Regions from separate parts of the Homo sapiens genome. Here region 2 is linked to region 1. Evidence: read pairs that join two places in POLR2A ChIA-PET (ENCODE). Cell type or tissue: PC-9. All regions are shown on one strand. Links, peaks and the distances in the headings refer to the core of each region. The heading gives the core; the rest is flanking DNA.

Region 1 (5,376 bases), core at 220-5,219:
GACACTTTCTTGGAAGGCAAAAGCCAGGACAGTGAGGGTGAGGAAAAGGGAGGTAAAGTGAGGAAAGATGTGGAGCAAGGCAATGCTGTGTTATCACTCTGGTTACTGCACCACAATGAGCTCCAGCTGCAAGGAAACACAGCGGGTTGGTTACCAGGTGTTTGTTAACCACACAGGACTTCTCCAGAAAGTTAATGTGGAAAATCATATCTCAGAGCAATTCTTAGCAGGTAGAAAGGAAGGAATAATTTATCTGCCTGGTATTCTCCCATCTTGCATTGCCCATTGTTCATGTTTAATTCTACAGAAGCTAACTCCCATGTCCTTCCAGGGTGCATCACCCAGCCTCTCATTGGTTGTACCTGCGGTGTGGCATTTCATCCAAACCTGGAAGTGGAAGTGCAGGTGGAAGACCAGCCAATAGAGAAAAAAGGACACAGTCAAGGGAATCTGAGAAGGCACACAGGGTTTGTGTCCAACATACCATTAAAGAACTCCATGCAAGAGAGTGACATGGTCTGGCAACACTTGGGGGGACCGCTTAGAGAGGGTTGAGAATGGATGTAGGGAGATCAGTGGTGGAGTATTGCCATGATCCAGACGAGAGAAGACAGTGTCTGGGGCTGGCATTTGATGTAGAGATGGAGAAAGTGAATGGACATCAGAAATTTTAGGAGGTAAAATTGCCAGGGTTGAGGGATAGGTTGAATTTGAGAAATAGAGAAAGGCATCAAGGATGTCTGGGTTTCTGACCTGAGCAGCCCAGCCGATGGTGGTGTCATTGGCTGAGATAAGAATCTGAGGTAGTGAGGCAAGTCTGGGAGGAAAGATCCTTGGGATTTGAACTTGTGCCTATGAAAAGCCCAGTTGGAGACTTGGCATAGGCAACTGCAAGTAGGAGCCTGATTATCGGAGTAGTGGATGTGGGTAGCAGGGATTGCATATAGATGAGAAAAGGAAGCTTAAATAACCTAAACACTTAATGGCTCTGTAGAGAAGATTGGGTCTGCAAAGGAGAAAAAGAAACCACAGGCAAAGAGGTAGGAGGAAAATGAGAAGGGCTTTGGTCCTCAAAGCCCAGGGACTTGGGTTTTAGGAGGGAATGGTCCCAGAGAGACTAGGGGACATAAGGACTGAGTTCTTTCTGGCAATGTGGTGGTCATTAATTATTTTAGCTAAAGTGATGAGGCTGAGGAGTGAGGGGAGCGGATGAAATTGAAGTGGAGTATAGACGACTCATTTGAGAAGTTTCGCTGGGAAGGAGAGAAGAAAGAATAGTTGTAGGAAGGGGCTGTGGTTTCAGAGAGGTGTTTTTGTTTTGTGCTGAGAGAGACTCAAGCATGCTTAAGTGTAAATGGGAAGGATTCGGGTGTCAGAGAAGCGTTGGAAATAGAAGGGAGAGGAGACATTTTCTAGTGTGGGGCTCTGGGGGCTGGGATCCAGAACACAGGTGCAGGGCTTGACCTAAGGGCAGGACGCATCCGCCAAGGGATGGGAGGAAAGGAAGTGGGGATGGCGCCAGGGAAGGTGGGGCTGCAGCAGGAAGCTGGGGGCCTGGCTCTATGGCATCAATTTTTGAAAAGTAAAGGCAGGTCATATGCAGAAATGTGAGGTGATTCAATCGTAGGCTGTTATGACAGGGGAAAAAAAAGAAATGTGAAGTTGGGGTAGGGAGGTGTTTAAGGAGAATGGAAAGGATTTGAAAGAGAAGAAACTCTCAACCTCGTGATTTTTTTTTTTTTTTTTTTTTTTTTTGAGACAAGGTCTCGCTCTGTCGCCCAGGCTTGAGTACAGTGGTGCAAACACAGCTCACTGCAACCTCAACCTCTTGGGCTCAAGCAATCCTCCCACCTCAGCCTCCCTACTAGCTGGGACTACAGGTGTAGTCCCAGGTGGCCAATTTTTGTGTTTTTTGTAGAGATGGGCCAACCTAGTGATCTTGAGAGAACTTCAGTTCATGGGCAACTTGGAGGAGTGGTAACTGAGTGAATGGACAGGGGAAGTGCAGGGGGAAGATCGGATGGGGTCACCTGCCGACCCCACAAATCCTGCCTCCCCAGCTTACCCTTTAGCCAACCTTAGCTCTGGCCTTCCAGCTCAAAGACAAGGAAGCAAATGAGGTGGATCTGATACAACAGCCACAGCTTTTGGCCTTCAGATAACTAAGAAGGTGTCACTTTTATGACTCTCAAACATTCACTTAACACAAGAACCAATTCATTTTTGAAAAATCTTTTCTTGTGGCATACTGGTGATATTTTCAAATGTGGACGTTGGAAAATAAAACATTGTGAGCATCCACTAAAATTTTAGCACAGAAGTATGGTAAAAGTCTTTTGTTTCTTGGGCTTTTCTTTCAAGCGAGCACAGGACCTAACTGTTTAACTTGTGGTTAAGGATTATTTGTGCAGGGCACCTCAGTAGGTGAAATGTAGTGGATTTGGCATTTTGCCTGTGGAACACTGGGCAGGAGCTCCAGTTACAAATTGCAGTTGTATAAAATAACAGGAAATGTGGGGCTTTGAAAGATTCCACTGGAAAGATTAATTATTTGGAAAAGAGTTATGCATCAGCTTCGTGTGTTTTTAGAGAAAAGGTGGCCCACGCCATTTTTAATAGTGCAAAAGAAAATTCTGCTACCAGGCAAAAGAGGGGAAGAGAGAAACTCCTGTTCAGTCTTTTTCTGGAAGGGCTCACATTTAGTTTTAAAACCATCTTTATTCTCTTTGTTAGAAGACAAGGGGTTAGAAATGAAAGCCAGATGGAATCCTGGAAATATTTGAGGCTTATAAAAGAAAAGATCTGGATTTCCTAATTCTCTGAGATGACCTCCCTGGGTTTTTGGGTTTTTTCTAACTCTTCTACCATCCCCCATCCTGCCCCTCAACATTTAACAATTTCCTACACATCAGTTCACCATGGACACTCATTTTCCTGTAGGCATAAGAATGTTATTCAAATAAACTCAAAACTTCTGGGTGGACGCTGGCTCTGGATTTAGTGTCTCTGTAATGGCCAAAAGGATAAACCAACATTTATTGCACAGCTGCGACCCTAAATGATCAGACAGGCTGATACTCAGATAGACTTCAGCAGTTTTCTGAGAACAGTGTGCTTCTACACATTTGAAGTAAAATAATTCAATCTCTCCAGTGCACTCTAATTGTGAACTGCCAAGAAAATGTAGGGGAGTTGGTACTTTTTTTGGGGAAAAAAGGCATTTTCTTGAGTTCCTAAGACATCCATCCATAAATGTATACAGAGAAGGGACATATGTTTTCATGTAGGTTCATCACTTTCTTTCAGCTTGAACATCCTTCATCTGAAGTCGGCCCTGGAGAGATTTATTTGGCATGAACGTTTATTTGAGCAATGGAGGGAGGAAATTTTCTCTCATAGTTGAGCCTGACCACCAAATATGATCAATATTTATCCTCTGACATGACTGGGGAATGAGATCTTCAGGTTAGTCAATTATTTGGGCCAATAAAAAGCAACCATTTGAAGACTTTTATGTACAGAAACACACTTCAAGCCCAATTTTGGCTGCTGTGGAACTCAGACTTTCTGAGATGACCAGGTCTTCAGAATCTTTCAGTGCCTCAGGTCTCAGGCCATCACTAGAAACAAATCATCCTCATGTAAAGTAGATGTGTAGTAAACCAGATATTTCCAGTTACGAGAAGGCCAGAAAAACTTAGTTTTTACGGTAACTCTGTTAAGTTTCAGATTGATTTTTTTTTTTTTTTTAAGATAGGGTCTCGCTCTGTCACCCAGGCTGGAGGGCAGTGGCATGATCATAGCTCCCTGCAGCTTCCAACTCCTGGACACAAGCAGTCCTCCCACCAGGTAGCTGGGACCGCAGGTGTGCACCACCATGCCTGGCTCTTTAAAAATAAATATATTTTAGAGACAGGGTCTTGCTATGTTGCCCAAGGTGGTCTTGACCTCCTGGGCTCAAGCCATCCATCCTCCCACCTCAGCCTCCCAAGTAACTGGGATTACAGGCATGAGCCACCACATTCAACTCCTCAAATTGAATTTTTAAAGGTCAGAGAAGTGTGGCTTTGGAGAGATTATGATGGAAGTCCATGGTTTTCTTTATCCCCGAGACCTTATAGCCCAGAGATGGCTGTCTCAGATATGAAGGGAGAGAAGGAGCTGGCACCTTGCCTATTGGATGAGTCGCTTCCATTTTCCACACTCTCCCTCCTCCATCATCTTCTGTACACCTTGATGCTGATGCCCAGGGTCTTTCCTCCTTTTCAATAATAAACTTTTAATAGCCTTTGTGTTAGGGGCTAAGGATGAGAAGAAACACAGCCCCTGGCTTCAGGGGACCTTCATTTTAGCTGGAGAGATATGAAGCACATGCCAATCCAGGGAGGCAGCTGCTCAGAGCCATGGGCAGGTTTTCCTGGCCTGTGTCCAGAAGGAAAGAACCTAGAGAGGGAGAGGCCAAAGCTGCACTGTCAACTACCAGGGTCGTCACCCTGAGTCACTGGGCTGAGCTGTGGGCCTGAAATCTAGAGATGGCTTTGTTTTTCTCACACCTGCTATGTTGGGTGCCCATCTGGGAATGATATGAGAAGGTCAATCCCACCGCTTTTCCAGTCTCACTCAGAAATTCATCAACAGTCAGCTACTAGCCCAGCTGCAACCAAACCCATCCTGTATTTCTCATTTTTTTTCTACCCTACTCTTCTGTTCCTCCTTCAGCCTTTGACTCCTCCAGGATGTGGCATGGGGAGCAAAGACAGGTAAAGGACAGAAACTGCCTACCTGACTGGGGCCGTTGTAAAAAGTCATTATGAAGTGGTCCAGGTGACCCCTCATGCCTCATTAACTTTTTTGAAACCTGGGGAGGCAATGGCCATGCACTAACTGCTGCTTAGCCAGGGCTGCAACCCTGCAGCCCACCACTTTAACCTCATCGTGACTTTGGTTTTTGTTGATAGGTTGATATGCACAGTTCCCTACCCCTGTGGTCAGCCGCCCCAGCAAGCAGATCTCTTGCCCTTGAAAGAAATTTGAAAACAATTCAAGCCAACTCTCTTTCCAAGGTGTCCATTCTGCCCGAGAGATGCTCCCAGATGCTCTGTGGGGCATAGGCTCCTTCCTCTGCAGCATTCTCCTTGCCCAGCTGTCAGGAGCAGGGCAGCCAGTACCTCACCTTTCAACTTTCCCAGTCCTCCCAAGTGCAGGAACCCCATGTCAAGCACTCTGGGTCCATCTCTCGGGTCCTCTCACTAGGCTTCAGGGCAAGGGAAATGCCTATGAATCCAGGGTAACTCTGTCCCCAGTATTTTTGTCAGAGGCGTTTGAACCAGAGCAACTCCATCTTGAGTAGGGTCTGTGTAAAATAAGGCTGAGACC
Region 2 (5,376 bases), core at 284-5,283, 320 kb before region 1:
AGCCTAACCCTAGACCTGACATTCAGGAAACTCCCTTTTCCATGAATCACTGAGCCCCTCTGAGACTAGAGCTTCCAGTTGCTCCTCTTGAGATCAGCAATCAGGGCAAACAATCAGCCAAAGCGCCCGCCTCTGCCTGCCACTTTCAAGGGCCCTGCTAGCATGTAAGCTCCATGGAGACAGGGACCTTTGTCTCATTGCTGATGGATTCTAGGACAGTCCCTGGTACTTATCAGGTGCTCAATAAATATTTGTTGAACAAATGGCTCTTAGATGATGTACTTGGAAACGGCTCTCTGCTTACTAGTGTCCTTTTAGCACTATGGCATTTTTATTTCTTAGGAAAAAAAAGCTTTTATTTAGGTAAAATTTATACACAGACAAATGCAAAGGTATTCCTTAGCACAATTTGATGAGCTTTGACAAATGTATTACCTCTGCAACCAATCAATATTTGTAATATTTCCGTCATCATTTTCAAGAAAACAACACCTTTTGTTGCTTAGTTTGGGGCCTTTCCTCACTTTAGAGTTCTTGTCTTATTTTACTCTACGATAAGGACTCGGCTGCCTTCACCTTCCAAGGTGTCCCAAGGTATAAGCTCAGTGAGGCTGGGATGCTCCCCAGAGGCAGGCAACTAAATAAACATTGAAGTATGCACACCTGGACGGTCTGAAGGTAAAGCCTTCAGATGCACGGAGAGGCACCTGCCCTGTTTCTGAGTGCAGCGCTGGGTTCAGAAACATGGAGAGAAGATCCTGGGTGGAAAAGCAGAAGAGGCTTCCTAAGTTGAAGAAAGGACAGGGTCAGGGTTTGAGAAAGGCCAGACAATGAGACACAGAAAGATCACAATTTTGTCTCAGGTCAGATCTACTATTCTTACAAACAAAAGGATTTCCTTCTTGATCATTTCAGTGACTAAATAGCATGTTTCATCTCCACACCAAAACCCACACCCCAGGTTTACAAGTGAGCACAGTGTCTTGTACCCAGTAAATGTTCAACAAATGATTCTAGGGTGGAATTTATTGAACACCTATCTTATCTCATGGTACAGCTGCACCTGACCCAATTAACTGCAACTCAAAGGACCCTGCAGGAAATGGGCTAAAAGCTGGAACCCATCAATAGCATCATGATCAAGAACACAGATTCTGGAGTCAGGTTGACTGGGTTCAAATTCCAGCACTACCACTAGATTTGTAACTGTGTGCATGTCATTTAACCTCTCTGTTCCTTAGTGTCCCATCTGTAAAGCAGAGCTGATGAGAAGGATGAGCTTCTTATTAGGATTAACCAAGATGATGCACATAAAAAGCATAGCACGTGCCTAGCATATATGCGTGCTCAGTAAGGGTCAGCTGTCATGATTCACAACTCTGAGAATAGGGTGAGCCTCACAAAAACACACCTAGCTGCAGGAGCTTAGCAAAAATTATCTAATCCATTCTGGAGCCAAGCTGCAATATTGGTAGGATGTGGCCTCGGTGGGGCATGCACAGTCCCAGCAGACAAGGAGCCTTGGAGAGTCTGACAGGAGGCTGCGGAACACCCCAAGGAGCAAGGACAGAAAACTTTGGAATTCAGAGATGGTAGAGATTGAAGGATAGCCTGGGAGAAATCCTTAACGTGAAAATGGAAGTTAAAAATAGATGACTTGTCTCAGCAATGAGAAGGCAGATGTTATGCCTTCAAAACTCATATGTCCAATTTCTTCCCCCAATTTTTTGTTCTTACCCCAATTTTGTGTGTGTGTGTGTGTGTGTGTGGTTGTGTTGTTTTGAGACAGGGTTTCATTCTGTTGCCAGGCTGGAATGCAGTGGCACAATCACAGCTCACTGCAAACTTGACCTCCTGGGCTCAAATGATCCTCCCACCTCAGCCTCCTGAGTATCTGGGATCACAGGTGTGCCTAACCATGCCCAGCTAAGTATTGCATTTTTTTGTAGAGATGGGGTCTTGCCACGTTGCCCAGGCTGGTCTCCCGGACTCAGTGATCCACCTGCCTCAGCCTCCCAAAGTGCTGGGATTACAAGCATGAGCCACCATGCCCGGCCTCTCCCCAATTTTTTGTGGGGCAACTTGTTTCATACCAGACATATGCTCAATCTGAGGTACGCAAATACATCACACATTTGTCATAAGGGATTATCACAATTAACAAAGAATATTGAAAATACAAATAGGAGGAAAAAGAATTTACAATGTATGTTCATGTTAGTGGGCCCCGCTACAACGTAATTCCAGCTCTGTAAATTGGATTGATACTGAAATGCAGCTGCAAGTTGGTCCGGACTGTGAGAGCTAGGGTCTGGAAAACTGGGCATCACTGCAACCCTAGATCACAGCAATGCAGGGAGGGAGAGAGGCACATCTTCGATGAGAAGCTGGTTCCAAGTTTTTTTTTTTTCTTTTTCAGGCCACTTTCTCAACATCATGATTATTAATTATCCTTCTCTATAGTACCTATTACAAGGATCCCCTCCAGGGAAAAAGCAGTTGACCTTTAAAAAATGTAGTCTTTAAAAGGTTTAGACCCATGACTCTTCCCTCTGTGATGTTCTGAAAATGCTTCCCTCAGCAGTTCAGCTGTGACCCACATGGCACAAATAACATTTCAGGGAAATTACTTGTCTCTGTCTCCGAAACTAGGCCTTTACATCTTCTAGTCTCTGTCATGATTTCTTTTGTTCAGCTGATGAGAACTCTATCTTGTTCTCTTGTTCAACCATCTTGGTGAAGGCATCAGAGTTCCACCTGTCCATTTGCTGATACAGCTCCCTGGGATATAGCTCAAGAAGCCAAGGCTGAGCTTTCCTGCTCCTTGATGTGGAGGCCCAGGATACTCTCTCTCAGAAATAAAATTCCTGGTTATCTTACTTCACTGGGATGGGCAGCCCTCTTCAATAAACAAGAGCTGTCACAGCGCCTTTGGAAGCAGGTGGCACTGCCCCCTCCCTGGCAGGCTTAGCCTTTGGTTAGCACAGAAGCAGTTTGACTTGAAGACTGAAGAAGGGATTCCTTCCCAGGGGACTTGTTCATCTGGCAGCAGGTCTGGTTAGAAATTTACCTGTTGGCACAGAAATAAAAGAACAGAGTAATTCGGTGAAAGCATTACAATCAACAGGTCAGCCCTTTCTGAGTGAAGGCCTGATGTTGGAGTCATCACACCCCACCAGCAGGAACGAGCTGGCCTATTATCAGATAAAAACAATTAACTGCCTGCCAGGAGGCAGCACGCTGCTGTGGAATGAATGTCCTTCGCTTGTGTCCCAGCGCTGCCACTTCCTGGATGAGTAGTCCTGAGCAAGTGATGTCAACTTTCCAAGCTTCTATTTTCTTATTTGCAGAATAGAACTAACAAAACCAGCCTTGTAGGATTGGGAGGAATGATTGTGTGAGATCAGCAGTGGAAAATGGCCTGCAATGTGCTTGACACATAGTAGGCCCTCATTATTGCCAGTTTCTTCCCATGTTTCCCTTCCCTGCACTTTTCCCTCTCCTGTTGGCTCCTAGGAAAGCATGGTGAATGGGAAGAAATTAAAAGTGTGAAGAAAAAAAAGGATAATCCAGGCAGAGAGGAAAACAAACCTGGAAGGAAAAGTCTGAGGACATTCAGGCAGCCAAAACAATGATGGTATTTGTGTGTTCTAGTAAGTTCTGTGGTGGATGTCTGCTCACTTTTTCTGTCTGTCCAATGTCCTTTCTCCCTGTATTCGTTTTCTGCTACTGTATAGCAAATTACCCTAAAGTTTAGCAACTTAAAGCAACATAGATTTTTTTCCCCCCAGTTTCTATGGGTAAGGAGTCACCCAGCTCAGGGTCTCTCCCAAGACTGCAATCAGTGTTTGCCAGAGCTGTCTTCATCTCCATGTTCGGATAGGGAAGTATCCATTTCCAAGCTCGCTCAGTGGTTATTGGCAAGATTCAGTTCCTTGTGGACTATTGGATTGAGGGTCTCAGTTTCTTGCTGGCTTTGGCCAGAGGCAACCCTCAGTTCCTTGCCATATGGGCCTTTCCATAAGGCAGCTCACAATGTGGGAGGTGGCTTCCTCAGAGTGAGCAAAGGGGAGAGAGAGAGAGATCACAAACTTTTGTAAAATAATCTCAGAAGTGATATCCCACCACTTTCCTCATATTCTACTCATTAAAAGTGACTTACTAGGACCATCCCACACTCACAGGGAGATTACATGCAGGCTTGATAACAGAAGGTGGTGGTGATCACTGGAGACCACCTTAGAAGGCTATCTCATTGCCTTTCTGATAAGAGCAACCCTCCTTCTTCTGTAAAACCACATATGATTCTTGTGGGGCTGCTCTCTGTAACACCTGCCACTCCCACCCCATTCCCACACTGAAATGGCCTGAGATCCAGGTCTGGTGGATTATCATAGCACATCTTGTAGCCACAGTGATTGGTCCAAGATGGAGCCATGTGACCCAAGCTTGGCCAATCAGAGCCTTTCCCTGGGATATATAGCAACAGGGAGCGAGACGTTTTCTCTTTCATCTGAAATAACTAACATCAGATGTAAGCTTGGGGTTTCCCATGGCCCTATCTTTCAGGAACCATATAAAGAAATTGGGCCGGGCGAGGTGGCTCACACCTGTAATCCCAGCACTTTGGGAGGCTGGAGTAAGTGGATCACTTGAGATTAGGAATTCAAGACCAGGCTGGCCAACATGGTGAAACCTCATCTCTATTAAAAATACAAAAATTAGCCAGGCGTAGTGGCGCAGACCAGCAGTTCCAGCTACTCAGGAGGCTGAGGTGGGAGAATCACTGGAATCCGGGAGGCGGAGGTTGCAGTGAGCCAAGATCGCACCACTGCACTCCAGCCTGGGTGACAGCGAAAGACCCTGTGTCATAAAAAAAAAGAAAAAGAAAACAAAAGAAAGAAATTAATTTCAAGTACACCAGGAACAATTGAGGCCATCATATTCTGAAGCAGAGATAAAAGATTTGAGATTAAAGAGAAAGTGCAAATAAACTAGTGACATTTTCCTGAATCCTGGATGCTGCTTTCACCCCCCAAAGCTAATGTATCTCCCTTTTTCACTTGAGATAATTTAAATTGGGTTCTGTCACTTGCAAGAAAAAGCATCTTGATCAACTTAGCTACAGTTTTTGCATCTACAAAATCAAGGAGCTGAACTAAATGATTTCCATGTTTTTTTCATATTTCAAGTTCTAAGATTCTGACTTAAAATGTCTGATTTTTTACTAAGAAATAGATTTTTTTAAAAGCGAGGAAAGAGCAGGAGAAGCAGCCTGAAAGAAAAGGAATGCAGAAGAGGGAGACAGGGTCACTCCTGGGACCAGTGAGAGCCAAAGACCAACTCTGCCTGCTGCATGATTTAGACAAGACTCCC

The links. ChIA-PET counts read pairs that join two places held together with the same protein. Peaks named below come from ENCODE experiments on the same cell type or tissue, not always from the same donor. Only the 100,000 strongest peaks of a DNase experiment are listed, where the experiment ranks them.
Region 2: POLR2A ChIA-PET joins it to region 1 with 8 read pairs; 2 of 35 experiments call an interaction of 5 or more read pairs at or near these places.

The regions. Positions count from the first base shown.
Region 1 is chr2:64,795,614-64,800,989 of GRCh38, forward strand. No RefSeq gene overlaps it. Among named protein-coding and RNA genes, the nearest start is that of LINC01800, 65 kb to the right of the region's middle. In PC-9, for the core only: no CTCF peak of the experiment used is centred there; DNase peaks (open chromatin) are centred at 2,448, 4,188 and 4,448; H3K4me3 peaks cover 675 bases; H3K27ac peaks cover 2,179 bases.
Region 2 is chr2:64,479,834-64,485,209 of GRCh38, forward strand. No RefSeq gene overlaps it. Among named protein-coding and RNA genes, the nearest start is that of LINC01805, 3.8 kb to the right of the region's middle. RefSeq lists an enhancer at 4,232-5,376. In PC-9, for the core only: no CTCF peak of the experiment used is centred there; a DNase peak (open chromatin) is centred at 3,248; H3K27ac peaks cover 1,242 bases.